2 separate regions of the Homo sapiens genome follow, and region 1 is linked to region 2. The links are chromatin contacts, found by Hi-C or POLR2A ChIA-PET in ENCODE. All regions are on one chromosome and are shown on one strand. The core of a region is the stretch at or near the end of the contact, and the rest is flanking DNA. Distances in the headings are between cores, read along the strand shown. Region 1 has its middle 28 kb from the start of SMKR1. Region 2 overlaps STRIP2 (striatin interacting protein 2).

What was found. A loop is a pair of places that touch in the nucleus more often than their neighbours do. ChIA-PET counts read pairs that join two places held with the same protein, here RNA polymerase II (POLR2A). Pooled maps may share reads with other maps.
Region 1: a pooled map shows a loop between it and region 2 (4-fold over the local background). The contact joins two enhancer-like sites. A Hi-C loop is called at or near these places in 2 of 168 maps with a recorded cell type or tissue (PC-9 and endothelial cell of hepatic sinusoid), 1 of 37 single-sample maps with no recorded cell type and 3 of 50 pooled maps. POLR2A ChIA-PET finds 5 or more read pairs at or near these places in 5 of 52 experiments (H1, HEK293, Panc1 and 2 more).

Annotation. Positions count from the first base shown.
Region 1 is chr7:129,527,839-129,533,238 of GRCh38, reverse strand. No RefSeq gene overlaps it. Among named protein-coding and RNA genes, the nearest start is that of SMKR1, 28 kb to the right of the region's middle. Within about 2 kb of position 2,303, at least 3 of the 41 ENCODE cell types and tissues checked have a DNase peak (open chromatin) inside an H3K27ac peak, as active enhancers do; they include PC-9, where a contact is called at or near this core.
Region 2 is chr7:129,468,694-129,474,205 of GRCh38, reverse strand. It overlaps STRIP2 (striatin interacting protein 2), which reads right to left. Exons shown (of 21, transcript NM_020704.3): 18 at 3,491-3,557. Among named protein-coding and RNA genes, the nearest start is that of SMKR1, 31 kb to the left of the region's middle. RefSeq lists an enhancer at 3,828-4,367. Within about 2 kb of position 2,490, at least 2 of the 41 ENCODE cell types and tissues checked have a DNase peak (open chromatin) inside an H3K27ac peak, as active enhancers do; they include PC-9, where a contact is called at or near this core.

The sequences.
Region 1 (5,400 bases), core at 1,054-3,553, 59 kb before region 2:
GGGGTTCAACAAATGAACTGAAGAGGGAAGGAACAAAAACATTCAGCTCTTAACAGGCGGTTCTTGCCCCCATCTTCTGTACATGGTGGCAGCTGGAGACATTCTGGGTGGACTGGCTGCAGGAGCCATGGTGGCCGCCCAAGGTGGAGCTGGAGAAGGCACTCGACCTTCCTTGTCCGTCCGTGGAGCCTACAGAGGGCTGAGGTCAACTTACCGGCACTGGGGAGACAGAGACTGCAGTAGAGCCCATGAATGGAGGGCTCTGGGTAAAATGCAAAGATCTGGGGTACAGGGGCAGATGCCTCTGACTGGGCACCGTGGTGAGCCAGACTTGTCATTCAAGGGAAGGACCTGTCAGCAGGCTGCTGCATTTTGACCAGAGGCCTAAACCAGGAGAACCTCAGCTGACCCATCCATCAAAGCAAAGCTGGGCCAAGGGATTCTCTCCACCACAGCAACCTAGGGGCCCGTCCCTCCCACACCCTGCGCCGCCCTTTCATCGCCTCTCAAGATCAACATTAGCCACACCTTCAAACTCTTCTGTCCTCCATCTGAGCTCACTTGGTGGTGGTGTGGACACACACAACACACACGCACACAGTGTACACATGCACTCAGAGTGTGCACGCACGCACACAGACACACGCACACATGCATATGGACATACACAGAGTGTACGCATGCACACGGGCACACGCACATGCATGCACACAGACACACGCACACAAGCACACGGATGCACGCACATGGACACACACACAGAGTGTGCACACACGCACACACAGCCTGGCTGTACGGCGGCCTCAAGCTGCGGCGTTGCCATATGGGCTCTTGGAGGCTGAATTTAGCAGGGCAGATGGAGCTCAACCACGTCCCGGAACAGATTCCCTCAGGCTGCACACACCCGGCACCACACTGTCAAAGAGGTCAAGGGTGAAGGACACAGAGAGAAGCGGTCAAGTGGTGCTGACGATTCAACTCCAAGGTCAAGGCGTGGGCCCTATTGGGTGGACACTGCTGTTTATAGCTCCCCTTGTGAAGCGTTTTTGGCAAATACGATGACAGTCCGCATGACAGTGACTGGGGACACATGAGTGAGCCCCTGAGCTCGCAGCCGCAGTTTGCATGGCCTCCCCGAGTCTGCACTCTGAGGCTCTGCCTCCAGCCTGACGTCTCATCACAGCTTCTCTACCTCCTAGTCTATATCCTACCTTCTATATCCTAGTCAGGGAGAGAACACACAAAATTGAAATAACTGCAGACGGCTGTTCACCGCATGACAGATCCAAGGTGCGAATAAGGAAATGTAGATTCCAGCTGGGTGTGTCAGGAGCGGTGAAGGGCGAGCAGGCAGGTGTGGACTGTTTTCTGTGGGAGGTGGGTTCGAGGCCTCAGAGGGTAAAGGAGTGGGGTGGGCCAGGTGACTAGTAGCCCAGGTGTGGCCTTGAGACTGGGGGGCAAGGTGTGCAGGGGCAGAGGGAGGATTGGCTTCTCTGCGCCGCGAGGGGAGAGAAGGCTTCGAGCAAAGGACTGGGGTGGTGGCCGGTCCTTCTGAGAAAGCCTCTCCCTTCTATCTGCCACCCACCCCACCCTGCCCCCACGCAGAGAGAAAGCCTCGGGGCATGGGGGCCTCTGCCCTGCATCTGCTGTCCCTCCGCCGCCACCTCTCTCAGAGACCTGGAACAAAAAGGGAGAAGCCTTGATTTTATTTTGTATTTTGTATTGTTGTAAAATATACATAAAATTTACCATTTTAACCATGCTTAAGTGTATAAATTAGCAGCATTAAGACCCTTCACAATGTTGTGTAACAATCACTGACATGCATTTAGAACCTTTTCATCATCCCAAACAAATGCTCTAAACAATAACTTCCCAGCCAGGTGTGGTGACACACCCTGCAGTCCCAGTCCCAGCTACTTGGGAGGCTGAGGCCTGAGGATTACTTGAGCCTTGGGAGGTGGAGGTTTCAGTGAGGCACGATTGTGCCACTGCATTCCAGCCTGGGTGACAGAGCGAGACTCTGTCTCAAAAAAAAACAAAAACAAAAACAAACAATAATGAGTTTCCATTCCAGCCCCTCCTCAGCAACACCCCCCTCCCACACACCACCACCACCACCACCACCACCACCACCACCACCACCACCAGCACTATTCTACATTGTGTCAATGAACTCACCTATTCTAAATTACTCATCTAGGTGAGTCATAGAATATTTGTCCTTTTGGGTCTGGCTTATTTCACTCAGCAGAATGTTTTCAAGGTTCATCACTGTTGTAGCATGTGTCAGGATTTCCTTCCTCTTTAGGGCTGAATATTGAGTGAACGCATCACATCTGTTTATCCATTTGTCTGCTCATGGACGCTTGGTTTGATTCCACCTTTTGGTCATTGTGAATAATGTTGCAATGGAAATTGCGGACAAGTATCTGTTTGGCTCCCTGCTTTCATTTCTCTTAAGTATACCCCTAGAAGGGGAATTGCTGGGTCATGTTCTATGTTTAACTTTTTGAGGAATATCCCAAACTGTTTTCCACAGTGGCTGCACTGAACCTTGATCTATTTTTTAAATTTTTTATGTTTTTTTTTTTTTTTTTGAGACAGAATCTCACTCTGTTACCCAGGCTGAAGGGCAGTGGCATGATCTCGGCTCACTGCAACCTCCACCTCTTGGATTCAAGTTATTCTCCTGCCTCAGCCTGCCAAGTAGCTGAGATTACAGGTGCCCACCACCACACCCAGCTAATTTTTTGTGATTTTAGTAGAGACGGGGTTTTGCCATGTTGGTCTGACCTCGAACTCCTGACCTCAGTTGATCCGCCTGCCTCAGGCTCCCAAAGTGCTGGGATTACAGGCCTGAGCCACCACGTTGGCTTTTTTTTTTTTTTTTTTTTTTTGAGATACAAGGTCTCACTCTGTCACCTAGGCTGGGGTGCAGTGGTGCAATCTCAGCTCACTGGAGCCTCGAACTCCTGGGCTCAAGCAATTCTCCCGCCTCAGCCTCTCAAGTAGCTGGGACTAGGGGCATGACCCACCACATCTGGCTAATTTTTTAATTTGTTTGTAGAGACAGGGTCTCTCTCTGTTGGCCAGGCTGGTCTTGCACTCCTGGCCTCAAGTGATCCTCCTGCCTCATCCTCGCGAAATGCTGGAATTACAGGCATGAGCCACCATGCCTGGCCACTTTGATCTATTTTAAAGGAAAAATGAATCTATTCTAAAAGCCTCATGCTTGGCAGGGAGGGATGGTCTACCAGCCAGATTTCAGGAGCCCAGAACCTCACTGCACTATGAAATCACATAACCAACTGTGGAGGTCCCATCTTAGCTAGAGGCACAATGACAAACTGGCTGCATCCAAAAGAGGGCGACCTAAGAGGGGGTCATGTCAAGTAAAAAGCGTCTGAAGGGATTGGGTGTCTGAGGCATCCCTCTTCACAAAGAACTGCCCCCAGGGTTATGAAAGGCCACTTTGCAGCAGGGTGGATAGACCTGCCTGCAGCCATAGAGGCAGGACCCGGGGTCTGGGTTGGGCCTGTGTGCGAGCTTCCAGGGACCAACTTTGGCTGCACACTGCTCTGAGGGCTGGAGGGTAATCTCCAAGGCTCCATGACTCTGCCAGGGCAGGAGAAGAAGACATCACAGAAGACATCATGCTCCGTGAGATTCTCTTGTTGTTAATTCTGCTTTGAACAAATGGGAAGGCTGAACTCCTAAGAATTTTTGCAATTGAAAAAAATCTTCCACTTTCTTTTTCTTTTTCTTTGAGATGGAATCTCACTCTGTCGCCCAGTCTGGAGTGCAGTGGTGCCATCTCAGCTCACTGCAACCTCTGCCTCCTGGGCTCAAGCGATTCTCCTGCCTCAGCCTCCCGAATAGCTGGGATTACAGGCATCCAACACCACAACCGGCTAATTTTTGTATTTTTAGTAGAGACGAGGCTTCGCCGTGTTGGCCAGGCTGGTCTTGAACCCCTGACTTCAGGTGATCTGCCCACCTCAGCCTCCCAAAGTGCTGAGATTACAGGCATGAGCCACCATGCCTGGCCTCCACTTTTTTTTTTCACACAAGAAATCAGGAAGCACACTGTCTCAACACAAATAATAGTGTAAATGCTGAATTATGAATTGCATTTTGATAAATGTAAGCACTAATCAAAAGAAAATATTTCACGACCGACATCTTATTTCAACAATTTCTCTAGGAGTTGGAGGTGCAGAAACAAATGCGATCAGAGATTAAGAAGAGTTTTGAGACTTGAAGCTCCGTGCTTTGTTCAGGCATCCCAAAGGCTTTGGACACCTCTACAGGCGGCTGGAGAAATTAAACACAGTGCACAGAAACAGCAAGTTGAGGAATAAGTACCAATCATGCCACCTCTTCTTCCACCCAGCTCCTGATGCCAGCTGTCTCTCAGCCTTGTGCTTTTTTAAATTGTTTTCTGAATTTTAAAAAATTCATTACAGGCTGGGTGCGGTGGTTCATGCCTATAATCCCAGCAGTTTGGGAGGCCGAGGCAGGTGGATCACTTGAGGTCAGGAGTTCGAGACTAGCCTGGCCAACATGGTGAAACCCCGTCTCTACTAAAAATACAAAAAAAATTAGCTGGGCATGGTAGGGTTACCTATAACCCCAGCTACTCAGGAGGCTGAGCCAGGAGAATCACTTGAACTGGGGAGGGGAGGTTGTGGTGAGCCAAGATCATGCCATTGCACTCCAGCCTGGGCAACAAGAGCAAAACTCCATTCAAAAAAAGAAAAAAAATTCATTACAAAAGTGGCGCCTGTCTGAGGGAGTGAGTGCTGTCCAGCCGCTATTTCTGGTTCTCCTCTGGGGCCTGTTGTGTCATCATTTTTCCCTGCTCCCTGAAAGCGAAGTGCGGCTATGTGATGTGCTTTGGCCAACAAAACAAGAGAAGTGGCACCTGTCACTTAAACTTCCCCTCCAGGTGAGAACTGTAAGAGTCTGTGGGCTGGGCGCAGTGCCTCACACCTGTAATCCCAGCACTTTCGGAGGCCGAGGTGGGCAGACCACAAGGCCAAGAGATCGAGATCATCCTGGCCAACATGGTGAAACCCCGTCTCTACTAAAAGTACAAAAATTAGCTGGGCGTGGTGGTGGGCACCTGTAGTCCCAGCTACTCGGGAGGCTAAGGCAGGAGAATCGCTTGAACCTGGGAGGTGGAGGTTGCAGTGAGCCAAGATCATGCCACTGCACTCCAGCCTGGGCGACAGAGCGAGACTCCATCGCAAAAAAAGAAAAATAAAATAAGAAGAGTCTGTGTGCAATTTATACTTCTGAGGAGGGTGACAGAGAGCAGCCTCCCCCATCTACCCTCAATGGGTGCAAAGCCTATACAAGAAATAAACCTTGGTTGCATTAAGCTGCTGAGGTTTG
Region 2 (5,512 bases), core at 1,241-3,740:
TCACACCACTGCACTCAAGCCTGAGCAACTTCGAGACCCTGTCTCAAAAAAAAAAAATAAAAGATTTGCATGCAAGGATGTTTGTTTTGGAGTTACACAAGGAAAACATAAATAAATGTCAACAGCACAGAATCCTTTTTGAAACTAAATAGTGGAATATTATGTGTAACTATTAAAAATTATGTCCTGGGCTGCGTGCAGTGGCTCACGCCTGTAATCCCAACACTTTGGGAGGCTGAGGTGGGCGGATCACCAGGTCAGGAAATTGAGACCATCCTGGCTAACACAGTACAACACTGTCTCTACTAAAAATACAAAAAATTAGCCAGGCGTGGTGGCATGTGCCTGTAATCCCAGCTACTCGGAAGGCTGAGGCAGAAGAATCGCTTGAACCCGGGAGGCAGAGGTTGCAGTGAGCCAAGATGGCGCCACTGCACTCCAGCCTGGCCGACAGAGCGAGACTCCATCTCAAAAAAAATAAATAAATAAAAATAAAAAATAAATAAAAAATTTAAAGAAATTAAAATTATGTCCTCAGCTGGGCATGGTGGCTGACACCTGTAATCCCAGCAATTTGGGAGGCCAAGGAGGGCAGATTGCTTGAGCCCAGGAGTTCAAGATCAGCTTGGGCAACACAAAGACCCCGTCTCTACAAAAAATACAAAAATTAGCCTGGCATGGTAGCATGTCTGTGGTCCCACCTACACCCAGCTACTTGGGAAGGTGGGAGGATCACTTCAGCCCAGGAGCTTGAGGCTGCGATGGGCCGTGCTTCAGGCCGAGTGCACTGCACTCCAGCCTGGGTGACAAAGCAAGACCCTGTCTTCAAAAAAGAAAGAAAAAAATTGTCCTCTAGAATGTTTAATAAAATGATATTGTGAACATTTAAATTTTGCTGTCAAATGAAATATCTATGTATAAAGTCTTAGTTTTGTTAATGTGTTTATATATGAGTGAATATATATATAATTGCAGCAAAATATTAACAGTGGCTATATGTAGGTGGCATAAGAGTATTTTTCTTCCTCATACTTTTCTGTTTCTCCAGTTTTCTGCAATACGTATATTTATTTTAATATCAGGAAAAAAACTTCAAAAGTTACTTAAAGAAAATCCTATAGCCATTCGTTGTGGCTCATGCCTATAATCCCAGCACTTTGGGAGGCTGAGGCAGGTGGATCATCTGAGACCAGGAGTTCGAGACCAGCCTGGCCAACATGATGAAAGCCTGTCTCTACTAAAAATACAAAAATTAGCTGGGCATGGTGGCACGTGCCTGTAGTCCCCGCTACTCAGAAGGCTGAGGCAGGAAAATCACTTGGACTCACGAGGCAGAGGTTTCAGTGAGCTGAGATCACACCACTGCATTCCAGCCTGGGTGACAGCACAAGACTCTGTCTCAAAAAAAAAAAAAAAAAAAAAAAAAAAAGGAAAAGAAAAGAAAATTCTATATATTCAAATAGCCAGTACATTTTCTGTGCTTGCAATTTGTTAAGCCTGAAAAAAACAGATATATCTTACTCATATGAACATTAGTGTTTTTCTGAGCACAGAAGTCACCAGTTTAGATAAACCATACTGAGGACCTATGTGGAATAGACTCACTAGTTATTGCAGCCCATGACTGGGCTCATTCAAAATTCAAGCAAAACAAAAAGTCTGTGGTTACTAAATGAAACCACCAGGTGCCACTATTGCTTCACACAAAGTAGTAAAATACTTAGCATGACTATTTTTCAGGAAGAATAAATACATGCTTTCACTCTGAATAATATTAAAATCTTCTTAGAAAACATAATAAATTATTATGTTCACTTCATTTCAGTAATTTTATGCACATATCCCAAAGGTCAATTGGGAGAGATGTGAAAGTGTGGTTCCTATCAATTCCTATATATGAACCAATGGGGTTGGAACTGAAAATAAAAAACACATTATAGGAAGAAATAAATTCAGGCCATAAAAGTTGACTTTATCTTCTGAAATGCCCTACTAATAGCAGAATTTTAATGCTACTGTGTACCACTGTTTCTGTGGAAAATGTATTCTTCATTCCAACTCTGAATGGCAGGGGATACATGTCTCTCTACCCTGACTTCCACTTTCAACTGGTAGCTATTTAACTTCTCCATCTATAAAATAGTAATACTAACCTCATAGAGTTGTTTTAACGATTTAATAGCTACATCTCTGTAGTGTGGGTAAAAAAAATTTTTTTTAATAAAAAACTTGAAAAAAGACTGAATAGCATCATAAATAACATAGAGAGGGTTAGACAATTTATTACTTCTCTGTAGGAATAAAAAGCTTCCAACTTCTTTGGCTGCTGAGGCCACATCTAAATAAGACCAGGGAATCTCTCTATCCCAGTGGTAAAAAAGGGTGCTAGGTTGGTGTCTCAGGACATGGGTCTTTTGACTCATGTCTGATTCAGGCTCTGTCACCTATGAGGAGTAAACCATGACAAGTCACTTCATTCACTGGGCCTTCAGGTTTCTCATCTTTGAAATAAGGGGGTTGGATCAAATGGCTCTTAAGTCCCCTCCAGCCAAGAATCCCATGGTTCTATAAAACCTGTACCACAGAGATTGTCATTCTATTTTTGCATAATATACTTTTCTGACTCAACATTTTGCAGGAATTACAATTGGAGGACAAAGGGTTGTAGTAACCATTGGTGCATGCCATGATTCAATCATTTGACATTTATTGAGCTCTTCAATGTACCAGACAAAGTGCTAGACTCTAAGGATATAAAAATGATTATACTACCTCTTCATTCAAGGATTCTACAGTCAAATTAAGAAACAGACACAAATGCATAATTACAATGCAACAGGCTGGAGGTATGGATTGTGGCTTATCTAAGGAGCTATGGCAATACATGATGAGGTAGATACCTCATCTTCAGTATGGCTGTTGTTCAGTCAGTTTCATGGAATTAAGAATAACCGTGAGTGACTTTTCTGATTTGCCTAGAGCTGTTTTCAAGATGAGAAACTTTCTGGGCTATCCTTTTGTGGCTATATAGACTTTTGCCTCCGAGAGACTTAGACAAAGTATTTTCTCAAGTACACATTGCTTGCTAGGTTTTATTACCTATATGAAAATAAGAAGTGAACTCCCTGTAGCACAGCAGAAAGAAGACAGATAATTATTTGTGCTAGACCAGAAGAGATTGTCCTGCATTTAGCATAGATATTCACGCTCAATTTCGGTCCCATTATGTTTCTAAATTCCTTTTCCTCCTTAGTGTTTTTCACTGGCTGTTTCCTCTTCTCTGAAAAATGCTACGCTAAACTTTTCCAAATCTTTCTCAACTGGGTCAGCAACTCTAAACCCCTGCTGCATCTCTGCTCTTGCCAATATACCTTCATTGATCTGAGACTCTCAAACCAGGGCATTAAGGGGTTGGAGAAGAAATGAAAGAGCAAATGCCAACCTGTGCTACCTAGCAATTTCAAAGGCTACCAAATCCCCATCTGCTTACCAGACTTTCAGTAGTAAGCTCCGGCAAATCCTGGATGGTACAGCAAGGATAATCCAGGACTGAGATGCTGTAAGATGCAGAGATAAGGACAGGCTTTAGGTAAATGGCAACAGCAGGAATTGGCTGTATCTGGAAAGGGCAGGAGTTATTTCTCTCCAGCAGCCCCTATCCATTTCCCAAATTGCTTAGTGACCTCAGCTGAAATGAGGGCTCTGGTGCCAGGCAACTCTAGCTCCAGTCTCCTTTCCTGTCATGAGAGGAACCAATGAGTTCTTTGAGGCTGGCACCCATCTGGTAGATGCAAAAGAAAGCAGAAAGAGAGCCTCTTTTCTTAGCACTCCTTGCTTCTTTAAAGGAACATGTAAACTTGAGTGCATTTGTGTTTCTGCATTTAACTGTATGTGTGAATATAACTGCTCCCACAGACACTGCCCAAACCCATCCCACTGGATAACAATCTGAGGATGGGAGGATGAAATGATCCTCCTGTGTCTCTCACCAGATCTTTCTGAAAGCTGGGAGCTCTGGGGAATGATTACAGAAGCCACTCCTAAAGGAAGCTTGAGACAGGGGCAGTTTCCTATAGAAAGGCTAATCTAGTAACTCAAGAATGGTAATAGCTGACAGTGGGGGACTGCAAGCTACAGCTCTGTAGTGAGCCCAGGGAAGCAGGCATGAGTTAGGAGGGGAAATAAGGCATTGCATTATGACAAGGACATAGTTACAAAATAAATGACAGCTGTCTCTTTCCTCTTCTCCCTTCTTCACTGACACAATACAGAATCTGGACTAGCTAATCTCTAATGCCCCTTCTGGTTCTGATGTTCCATGAGGTTTTGAACACCAACCTATCTGAACTAGTGCAGCTGGAAATGGATAAAGGATGTTGGCAAAGCAGTGGCTTTGACGACGACAAGTTCACACTGCTATAATGAACCTGTCTCTACATTTTAAAAGTCAAAACTTCTATACAAGTAAAAGGCAACAATTTATTTGGCCAGAAATGTTTACCTTTGTCCAAGATAACCTGGGGGACCAGGGTAGGAGAGGAGAAGGGTCAGCTTGGGAGAGGGCAGTGTCAAACTACCTGTAATGTTGTTCATCATCTTGATTCACTCTATTGGATTTTCCCAGGGTTGCCAGTTCTGTACTGCTCCATTAGGATGAACATTCTTGGCTGGCTCATCCACCTATCCACCCACCTCCCACTGACAAAGCCCTATGGCAAAGTAGTTGCCGGCGACCAGGAAATGGGGGTGGGAAATCAAAGATAGATTTGTTCCATTCTCTTAGTGAATTGAAATCTAGCCTAAGGGGGCATAAAATTAATTTACAAGTATCTAGAACATCTAGATTGTTAAGAGCCATGAGAAAATTCTGCAATAATGAGCTGTGATCTCCAAGTTCTCAGAGATCATTCAAAAGTAAAACTTACAGATGGTGCATAAGAGGATCATCTTGTTCAGGCCAACCTTAGCAAAAGGTGTAGTCTGTTGCTACCACTCTTCCAACTCCAAACTGAACCAAATGGACATCTATTGAATTGTCTGTACCTCCCATTCTAGGTCCATGGGTGCAGAAGGAACATTCAATTTCTGTATACCACTCCCCTAGCCACAGTTGATCTAGGAGTGAACCTCTAACCCAGGGAATCTGGAATAGGGATTGAAGAGTCAATTCAGTCTCTGAGGTGGGGCATGTTTAGCTCATATAGACGTATTTCACTATGCGGCCTGAGAAGCAAACAATGCAGACTGATAAATTTGTCAGTGAGAGAGGAAACTGGAGTGGAAATACAGAGGCCTGGTGTCTTACAGATAGACGTGAAAGGCTTTCTGGGCTCCCCACACTACAGGCCAACCCTGAGGTCCAGAGCTGCATTGCTGTCCTAGGTTCCTCAGGATGACACGTCATTTCATTCTGACAAAGTCGCTATTCTGCATGAGTGTAGTCCAGCTAGTTTTGGTTACTTTTAACCAAGAGTGTTGACTGATACACAGAGGTGCCTGCATGCAGTTGTGG